Regions from separate parts of the Mus musculus genome. Here region 1 is linked to region 2. The links are chromatin loops, found by intact Hi-C in ENCODE. Cell type or tissue: left cerebral cortex. All regions are shown on one strand.

Region 1 (5,000 bases), 160 kb before region 2:
TTCAGCAGATGGTCCATAGCAATCCTTTCTGTTTAACATCCCCATAGTAACACACTCATCTTGTCAGAGCCACAGCTGGGATTCACCTGCATCTGCCTACAGATTTTTCTATATACTTCTTTTTGGTTAAAAGCAGTCATTGGAAGCATCAAAGCACATAACTGATAGGCCAACCAACCCAGGAACCAGATATCTGATTTTTCATGATAATAATTACAGAAGGCTCATTTGTTCAGAAGACATGTAATAAGTTGTGCCAACAGACATTTAAAATTCTTATCATGTGGCAGTGATGCACATTGTTCAGAGCTGAACTGAGCCAGAGCTGGCCGGGTTCTGTCTCAGCTGCCTACAGATGAGGCAGGATGCCAGTGGTCACTGGAGCTATGAAGAGCCTATTCCCAGCCGGTGATAGGACTGGACTGAAAATACAGCAAGCCCTGGGAAGCCAACTAGGTTTTCATTCCAGAAGGCACTGAGGGGTCTGGACATGGGTAGGCTTAGAGATGTAAACAGCACCGTGAGCCCCAACCTTCGGAGTCTTTTTGCTTTTCTTGCCCAAGACCTTAAAAGACAGACTACACTTGGATCCTCGGCCCTTCCTAGAATGCTCTGCCTTCTGAGCCTATGAGCCTGTCTTTGGATGACTTGCTGGGTCCCCCCCCCCCAAAAAAAAATTCTTATCATGGTTGAAAAGTCTAGCTAACCCAGAGTCCAAGCTTGACGTTTTGCTTGTCATCCAGGAGACATCGACTGTTCCCAGAACTTGGAGCAGCACAGTGAGAACAGCTTCCTCTGTGACCTTCTTTTGGGGCTAGAGTGAACGTCGTCATCACCCCAAGAATAAATTCTTCATGTAGGTATTGTCTGTCTTTGGTCCCTTTGCAATTAGACCAGTCAGGTGCCAATACCTTCACAATGTTCCATTATGTTGCACAGGGCTGTGGTTGTTTGAATGTAAGGGTTCCCCATAGGCTCATGTATCTGAGCACTTGACCTTGGTTGGTGGCACTGCTTCAGGTTACAGAACTTTAAAGAGAGAGATCCTTGTTTGAGGAAGTACATCCCTGGAAGTGGGCCTTGAGATTCTGTACCTTCATCTTACTTGCAATTCATTTTCTTCAATCCTGCATGTTGTAAGAAATGTGATCAGCTGGTTTCCTGCCCCAGCTGTCTGCTGCCATGCCACTTCCCCCTTATCCCCAGCATCACAGACTCTCCTTCTGTAGCCAAAAGTCAAAACAGACTTTTGCCTGTAAGTTGTCTTTGGTCATGGTATGACAGAAGCCAACTAGGAAAAGCTATGGTAAGCAAGTGAGTTTCCTGGAGATGGCCCACCATTTTATATGACTGCAATGAGTGCATTCTGGAGAGGCACAGCCTTTCCTGCCACTATCACATAGCCTAATGATTCCTCAGACTACTCTATTGGGCAAATTTCCTGCAGGTTAACACGAAGATAAACTTTCATGAATTAATGCTGTTTAGATGAACTGATGACTTCATAACATTCTTGATTTGATTCAAATAATTTTAAGAAGATGATGGTTTTAGTTGCTTTGCCAGAAAATGTAATAAAAATAGAATGTGCCCCCTCCTCATAGAACTTATAATGAGCTTATAGAATGAAACACTGCTTTGAACTTAGTATCGCCATCCTTCTGTAACTCCCCCTTTGTGTAACATTTTATCTATGAGGTAATTTTATAAAGAACATTTGTCTAAGAAGGTATAAGAAGGTCAGAGACAAGGGATAAAGTGTGGCATTTGGGGCTCAGCTCCATCCACCAAATGTATATATGTTTGTCTATATGTATGTATATACATACATACATGTATAGGTGTATGTGCACGAGTGTAAGTGTGCATGAACACTTGTGGAATTGTTGAGACAGGTGGTTGAGTCTGGTCAAAGTGTGTGAATGTCTGTGTGTTTATGTGTGTGCTTGAATTCTCCCTTTCTTCCTCTTCTCTGTTCACAGTTAATGAACTTCAAGCCTCTTGCCTGGCCAGCAGGGGGCGCTTGAGCCAGAGAGAAGCTAAGCATTTTTTCATAATCCCCTGCTGCTAGCAGCAGGAGTTAATCACCAGAAGTCAGCTGCTTTTGGCCACAGACTAGCAAAGAATTAAAGAAAGAAAATTTAAGCTACTTTCCCCCTTCTCCCCAGTCATCAACACCATTCCTCACTGCCCGCCTCAGCATCTGTGGCTGGCCTGCATCAGTGGCATTGCATCACAGCATCAGAAATGTAACTAGAGCAAGGACTTCACAGTTTTCCTCACTAACACCATCATCGTAGTGGGTGATGTTTGGATGCTGCAGCTCATGGAACAAACTCATTTCCGAAACAACCACATTTCCCAGCTTCTACCCTGGAGTGGTGGTCAAAGTCCCAGAGCTCCATCTCTGCCTCCTCAAGGCTGGGAGTACAAGTACGTGCAATCATGCTAAGTTTTGTGTATGTGAATGTGTATGTGTGTGTGTTTATGTATATAGGTGTGTGTGTATTTATGTATGTGTATCTGTTTATGCATGTGTGTATGTACGTGTGCACATGCATGTGAATGTGTATGTGTGCATGTGTATCTGTGTTTATGTTTGTGTGTGTATGTTTATATGTGTATCTGTGTGTCTGTGTATGTGTTTATGTCAGTATATGTCTCTGTGTCTATTTGTGTGTGTTTATGTATATGTATGTTTGTGTGTGCATGTGTGTGTTTATGTGTGTATCTGTGAGTCTCTGTGTGTGTTTATGCCTGTGTATGCTTCTATGTCTATTTGTGTGTGTTTATGTGTATGTATGTTTGTGTGTATATGTGAGTGTGTGTATGTATGTGCATGTGTATGTATGTGTATGAAGCTGGAAAATAAGATTCAGTTCATGTAAGGCAAGACAGATTTGCAAGGCAAGCACCTTACCTCCTGAGCCACCTCCCAGTCTTTCCATCTTTTAGACTTACCTATGTATTTGTCAGGTGTTTGTTTGTTTTTTTTTTTCACATTGTGGAATGATTTTATTGGTAATTAGCACATCTGTCAATCACATTCTGTTTTACTTTGAAATGCATGATGCATCATTATGAACCACAGTCTCTGTGGTATTGAGTTGTATAGCTTCCACTATTGAGTTCACAGCATCTCCAGGTTTGCTGTCAGTACACTGCCTAATTTGTTTAAATGGAAAATGAGTGTTAAGCCTTTATTACTGGATGCCATTCTGTTGATATATCATCTTCTTTTATCAATTATAGTGGTAAATTAAGTTGAGAAAGTTTTCTTACTTCCTTTTTAAAAATTGGATATTTTCTTTATTTACATTTCAAATGTTATCCCCTTTCCCGGTCCCCCGGTCCCCTCACTCCTGGAAACCCCCTATCCCATCCTCCCTCCCCCTGCTTCTATGAGGGTATTCCTCCATTCACCCATCCACTGCCACCTCCCCGCCCTCGATTCCCCTACACTTGGGTATCTAGTGAGCCTTCATAGGACCTCTCCTCCCATTGATGCCTGTCGGGTGTTCTTTATTTCTCATCATGACTTCCACTATGGCCAACTCCCCTTCCCTTTGAGCCTGAAGGACCCCGTCAGAGCATGCTTGTCAGTGTCCAGTTCTCTCAGTTATTTTTATTTTTATTTTTATTGTTTCTGTTTTTTTTTTTCTTCCTGGAAAAACACCAACATTAACTTACACCAGACAGGGAAGCTGCAGCTGACCAAAGTTGATAAGTTGAGGAGAGACTGCTACAAAACATTTAGGCAGAAGTGATTAAAGTTTGGCAGGTATGGTAGAATGCCTGTCTGTCTGGGAGCACACAGAGAGACATAGTCTAAAGGAAAGGTTCTCCTATAGTTTCTATTGTATATAGTGCTGAGGCTAGAACAAGGCCTGCCACATGCTACCCAACACCCCAGTACTAAGCTGCATCTCATGCCCCTTCTTCCCTCTTGGTTATGGTCTTTCCTCTAAAACCCACAGCTTAGGTTCATAAGCAAACAGCTCACCTAACTCAGAGTGCTTCTCAACTCCAGGAGTTTGGGGGTTCTTTCTTATTGACTCCTGCCATAGTGTTGATATTCTCTATTTGCAAGACATTGTCTTGATTGGAGGTATGTCACTGCGGGTAGGTGTCAAGGTTTCAAAAGCCCATGCCAAACCCAGTCCAGTCTCTCTGTCTCCTGAAACATTTGGATGAGTTGTGAGCCACTGCTCCAGAGCCATGCTTGGGTACTGCTCCAGAGCCTGCTGCCATGCTTCCTGCCATGACGATCAAGGTCTCATCTTCTGAAACCCATAAGTTGCTTTGGTCACCGTATTTAAAGACAGCAATAGAACAGTGATAGAAACAGTTTCTTAGATCCGTGTTTATTGAACAAATTCAAAAGAGAAATTTAAGTCTTTGTGTCTGGGGAATCATCAGTTACTTTTCAAATGTAGGATCACATTTCCTTGTTTCTTTGTGTGTCTCAGACCTTTTAAAAATAAAACAATTATTATTATACTTCACATGTGTGAATGTTTTATCTGTATATGCTTATGTGCACCACATGTACACAATGCTAATGGAGGCCAGAAAAGGTCATCAGATCCCTGGAACTGGAGTTACAGGTGGTTGTGAGCCACCATGTGGAGGCTGGGAACCAAAATCAGGTCCTTCATAAGAGCAATAAGTGTTCTTAACCAGTGAGCCATTTCTGCAGCTCCTGACTTGTATCCCCGTGCCTTGTATTTAAAAATATAATACAACCACTTTGGAAATTGGATTATTCCTCCTTTCCAGAGTTTTCTTTTTTGTTGTTGTTACTGTTGTTTTAGATATTGTCTAATGACTTTTCCCAACTAATTCTGTAAGCTTCTGTTCTTTGTAGTGTGTGGCTTCTTAGTCGTATTGAGAGAGACAGTCTTTTGCATACTGTGTTTTGACTCTTTGGTTGGCCAGGGTAAGAATAAGTCTCAGGCCTGGGACACTTTTCATACTTAAAAATTTTTTTTTTAAAACTT
Region 2 (5,000 bases):
ATCTTCAGAAGACTGAAAATAGAACTACCATGTGACTCCTGAATGGACACCTCATAAAGAAAAATGAATAAACAGAATGTGAGGCATGTACACAGCAGAGTCCATTTACCTTGAAAGTTACCTATCCATTCATTTATCATGGACACTCAGGCTGGTTCCACAGCCTGGCTGTGGTGAACAGTGTAGTAGTGAACATGGCTGTGCAGGTGTCTTGCTGACTTAGTCTCCATTGGGTATATATCTAGGAATGGAATACTGAAGTTCTATCTTCAGTGTTTTGGTTTGGTCTGGTTTGGTTTGGTTTGGTTTGGTTTGGTTTGGTTTGGTTTGGTTTGGTTTGGTTTGGTTTAATCAAGGCAGGGTTTTTCTGTGTAGCCCTGGCTGTCCTAGAACCTGTGCTATAGACCAGGCTGGCCTGGAACTCAGAGATCCACCTGCCTCTGCCTCCCCAGTGCTGGGAATAAAAGTGTATGCCACCACGCCCCGCTCTATCTTCAGGTTTTTGAGGACCATTCATACTGATTTCCACAGTGGTTGCTCCAGTGTGTGTGTGTGTGTGTGTGTGTGTGTGTGTGTGTGTTTCCCTTTAGTACATCTTCACCACCACTCATTGTCATTTATTTTCTTGATCACAGCCATCTGACAGGGGTGTGCTGCAGTCTTGGTGTGATTTTGATTTGCATATTTTTCTGACAGCTAACCATCTTTCTCTAAATATATATTGTCCATTTACGCTTCTTTTTCCTCCATATTAAACAAAATAAAAATCATTTAAACAGTAAGAGACTTGAGTTAAAGGAAAAAATATCTAGGACCCATTTTTAAAGAGTACTTTACCCTACTTAAAGACACACTGCCCCACATGTAACAGCAGTGTACAACAAAATCTGTAATACTGTCCTTTTATAATACTGAATGAAACACATTAAAGTTCTCCAATCAGAGTACACTCTGCTTATTATGCTGTCGGGTCAAGCCAGCTGTCATTTCTAATGGAGAACAAGTCTTTGGTCTTTGGCAGCTTTGTCAAGTGAGGTGGTAGGTGTGTGTGTTAGGGCCTTGCGCCTGTCAGGGTCTCTCAATCCCTGCTGGCCATTGTTCTCATCCTTCCTCCAACTGAGTAGGTGTGTCTGTCTCACTGTCCGGCTGCCCATCAAACTCGAAACGGATTGGCCTGACTGACAATCTCTGTCGTTTGGGGTAGCTTCCATCAGTTCACTAAACGGCACATGCCTCTCGATTTTCTACTGTCCCACAGAACCACCCTACTCCACACCATTCAACTAACACCGTGGCTCTTCTTAGTCAGATGCAGGTGTCTCCTCAGCAGCCAGGTCCACCCTATACGCACTCATCTGTATCTCTCCTTTGGAGAACTTGTTCAACAATCGTGCTAACTTAGTGACTGAAAGATTTGCGGGTGAGGGATTAATTAATTAGTTTAGATCTTTCTATGTGGGCAACAGTACCCCTTTGTTGGAGGCACAGCTGACAAAGATACTCTCGAGTCCTGTCTGCTGTCACTACACTCTGGAGATCCTTCCCTTCGCTGTGCACACACTTTCAGATGTCCTGTTATCCCATGAAAATTATTCTTAATATTGTGTTTAGCTTAGAAGTGTTTAATCGGTTTTTAATCATATGAAATCCATGTATATGTGTAAAAGTAGAAAGGAGCTGGGGCTGGGTGAAGGAGAGGATAGTGGGGGACTTGGGGGCGGCATCAGTGTGGTCAAAGCACCTGAATGGGGACACCATTATAAAGCCTCCACTTTTTACAATAAATATATACTATTTCTTTTTCAAGGATCTGGTTGATGAGAGTAAAAATGAATGAATTATTCCTGTCATTGTCCTCAGTGGAGAGACTGAGGCACCGTGGGGGGTTAAATATTCTATTCTGCCGAAAGAACTGGGATTGGAAACTAGGAAATTTGACTCCAGCCCATAGGTTTGGGCATATGCCAAAAAACACACGTTAGCAGTCTCATGGCTTCCCCCTAGTGGCCTATCTTGGAACTGACCAGCCTTGACCAGTGCAGCCCAGGCTGGTGCCTTGCCTTGACCACACTTGCTCTTCCCTATAGTTGGGGGGTGGCGAGGGGAGGTGGGGGAGCGAGAAAGACAGCACCCTGCTCATTCAAGGCCTGTCTGCGAGAAACAGGAGAGAGGTGCGTGTTTCCACACCCCCTGGGCTCCCCATCTGAGCCTCTGGGGCCTCCCCTTTCGGCCTCTGTGACTGCCCTTTCTGATTTTTGCTCCAGACCTTCCCTTACTTGTGAGTTAGACCATCTGGCTGAAGAGACAGCTTGCTCCACTGTCCAAGTTCTGAACTTAAACTTGCCCTCCATTTTTCTCCTGGCCACCCAGTGAGGCAGGTGCTCTCCTTATTCCCAGGTTTCAGCAGTAATAGAACCTCAGGCCTGGCTCATGGCTGCTCGTGGCTGCTTATCACAAAGTTCTTGGGACTCTTTAGTCTCTGAAGCCAGGACTTTGACTTCCTGGGACTCAAAAATGTTGCAATAATATTAACTGTTAATTCAATGGGATTTACTACCATCCAGGAAAACAGACTCTAGTCATGCCTATAGGAGGTTGTCTTGATTGCTGGGGTTAGAGGACCCCCTTACTATGGGTGACACCCCAATCTGGGCTGCAATAAGAGACTAGCTGACCACCAGCATGCGTTTACCACCCTGCTTCTTGACAGTGGATGTAATGTGACTGACTGCTGCTGTGACTTCCCATCATGACGGACTCTTGGGAAGTTAGAGCCTTGAGTTACATGTATGTATGTATGTATGTATGTATGTATGTATGTATGTGTGTGTGTGTGTGTTTCTGAGACAGAGTTTTTCTGTATAACTCTGGCCGTCCTGAATAGACCAGGCTAGCCTTGAACTCAAAAATCTACCTGCCTCTGCCTCCCAAGTGCTGGGATTAAAGGCATGTGCCACCACTACCTAACTTGAGTTACATTTAGACATGTGCTATCTGGGCCTTCTCCCTCCCCCTAGGGAGACCCCACAGTGAAGCTTTAAACAGAGCAAACATCTTTTGAGTGTGCTTCTCACAAAAAGATAGGAGTGTCAGGTGCTGAGGCACAGCTAATTTTCAGGGTTAAGGGCTTCGTGTAGCATCTCCTCTGGCTCCTGTTTAAACTATGGGGCCTACCTCTTAGCTGACACACCTTACTTGACTGCCATTTGTCTTGATGGATCCAGCATCAGCTTCAGATGACCCCAAGGGTTGTCAGGACTGTAAGTTCTGTCTACTGTCTGAAATGGAAGGCCATTCACTGTCCTGTCCCTTCGCTTCTCAAGCACATGCCTTTGGTTGGTTCTTACAGGTGGGCCTACTTGAAGTAGTTCCATGCTAACACACAGATCTGTGGATGCTTTCTCCTGGTCAGTTTCTGTGAGTGAAAGCCCAAGCTCTAGAGAAGGGGCTGGTAGGGGGTGGCTATAAGCAATCACTGGAGATAAGGTTAAGGCCAGAGGCAACCAAGGTCAGAGAATTCCAGTGTCACTCAGTGTTAAACATCTCTACATAGTCCTGCCTGGTCCTATCAATATCCTACAGGAAATGGGGGTAGGGGGGCCACTGAGCATCTGCATCTCACAGCAAAGAGATTAGAAGACACTGGCCCCCATGAGGAAGACTTGTTATGGCTTGGGCTTTTTTGGAAACTCTTCTGGCATCTGATCTTGTCCCCTTCTCCACCCAATACTCTTAGTTAAAAGCCTTCTTAACAGATGGGAAAACAGAGACCAGAGAGGGGGAGAACTGGACTGATAGAAGGGACACGGTAAGTTGGTGGCTGTGATTAACACTAATCAACATGACGGTCTAGAGCCACCTCTGGGTCTGTCAAGGAAGTAGTTTCTAAGCTGAATTAATGGAGACCCACCCTGAATGTGTCACACATCATTCCATAGGCTGTGATGCAGGATTTATTCAGGAGAAAGTAAGAGAAACACCAGCATTTGCCTATGCTTCCTGATCACAGACTGAACATGCCCCCGTGCTCTTGCTGTCATGCCTCTCCTACCACAATGATTTGTACCCTCAATCCAAAATAAATCCTTCCTTCATTCCATTGCTTATTTCAGGTCATAGCATTAAAAAAAAGTAACTAAGACACTGGCCAAACTGGGATTTAAGCCCATAGCTAATTCCCAGCTCTGGGATGGCTGTTCTGTGGAGTAAGCTGTCCACGAACTCCAGCCTAGCACTTCCCTCTATGGAAGAAACTTCTTCAGTAATCCCTCTATAACAAGAATCACTCTGGATAGGAAAGTGTCAGAGTGTCACTGTAATCATAATTGCTATGGATTGAGCTATCTCAGTAACCTACCTGTAACATTGGTCAATAAGGTAGATATCCCACAGTCATAGAAACATTAATAACTGAAGTATAAAATAACTCAGGAGCCCCTCTAAGGCACCAGCCACCTAGAACTGGACAACTCCAAGAATTTCTCTTTAGCAGCAATCAGTGAATTGTCCTAGAGACCCACTTAGACATGACCCCTCTAGAATGGACTATCTCAGGAACCCCACTGTAATACTGTAGAGTTGACTTTCCAGGAGCCCAGCATCAAGAAGGCTTACCCAGGCATAGGTCCTGTGGCTCAGGGTTTCATATTTATTTTCAGTGCCCTTCCCAAAGGACATTCAACACCAAAAAGAGAGGTAGGATTGTGGGATTCTGGGGTAGATACGAGAAGGAAAACTTACTTTTAAACAGCCAGTTGATAAAAGAAGCCGGGAAGGTTTTGTTCTGGAAAAAACAAAACAAAACCAGAAAACTCACAGTCATTGTATACCTACTGTGTGCCAGGCTCTGTGTCTGCTGCAAACCTGACACCAACTTTGCAAATGAGAAGAACAGACAAGGAAAAGAGACTGGGAGATGGGAATGGCTTTCACGACTCTGTTTCAAAACTCTGGACTTGAGACTCTGTCCTTGGACAGCTGAGGACTGAGAGGCAGTGGAC

Evidence for each region. Hi-C counts contacts between places; a loop is a spot of excess contacts. Peaks named below come from ENCODE experiments on the same cell type or tissue, not always from the same donor. Only the 100,000 strongest peaks of a DNase experiment are listed, where the experiment ranks them.
Region 1: it touches region 2 in a loop (2.4-fold over the local background); 6 of 42 quality-filtered maps call a loop at or near these places.

The regions. Positions count from the first base shown.
Region 1 is chr2:154,155,665-154,160,664 of GRCm38, reverse strand. No RefSeq gene overlaps it. Among named protein-coding and RNA genes, the nearest start is that of Bpifa5, 4.4 kb to the left of the region's middle. In left cerebral cortex, a CTCF peak has its summit at 2,030 (motif pointing right); DNase peaks (open chromatin) are centred at 2,078 and 2,223.
Region 2 is chr2:153,992,991-153,997,990 of GRCm38, reverse strand. Bpifa6 (BPI fold containing family A, member 6) reads right to left here. Exons shown (of 11, transcript NM_001080811.1): 10 at 4,741-4,783. Among named protein-coding and RNA genes, the nearest start is that of Bpifa2, 13 kb to the left of the region's middle. In left cerebral cortex, a CTCF peak has its summit at 2,005 (motif pointing left); a DNase peak (open chromatin) is centred at 1,988.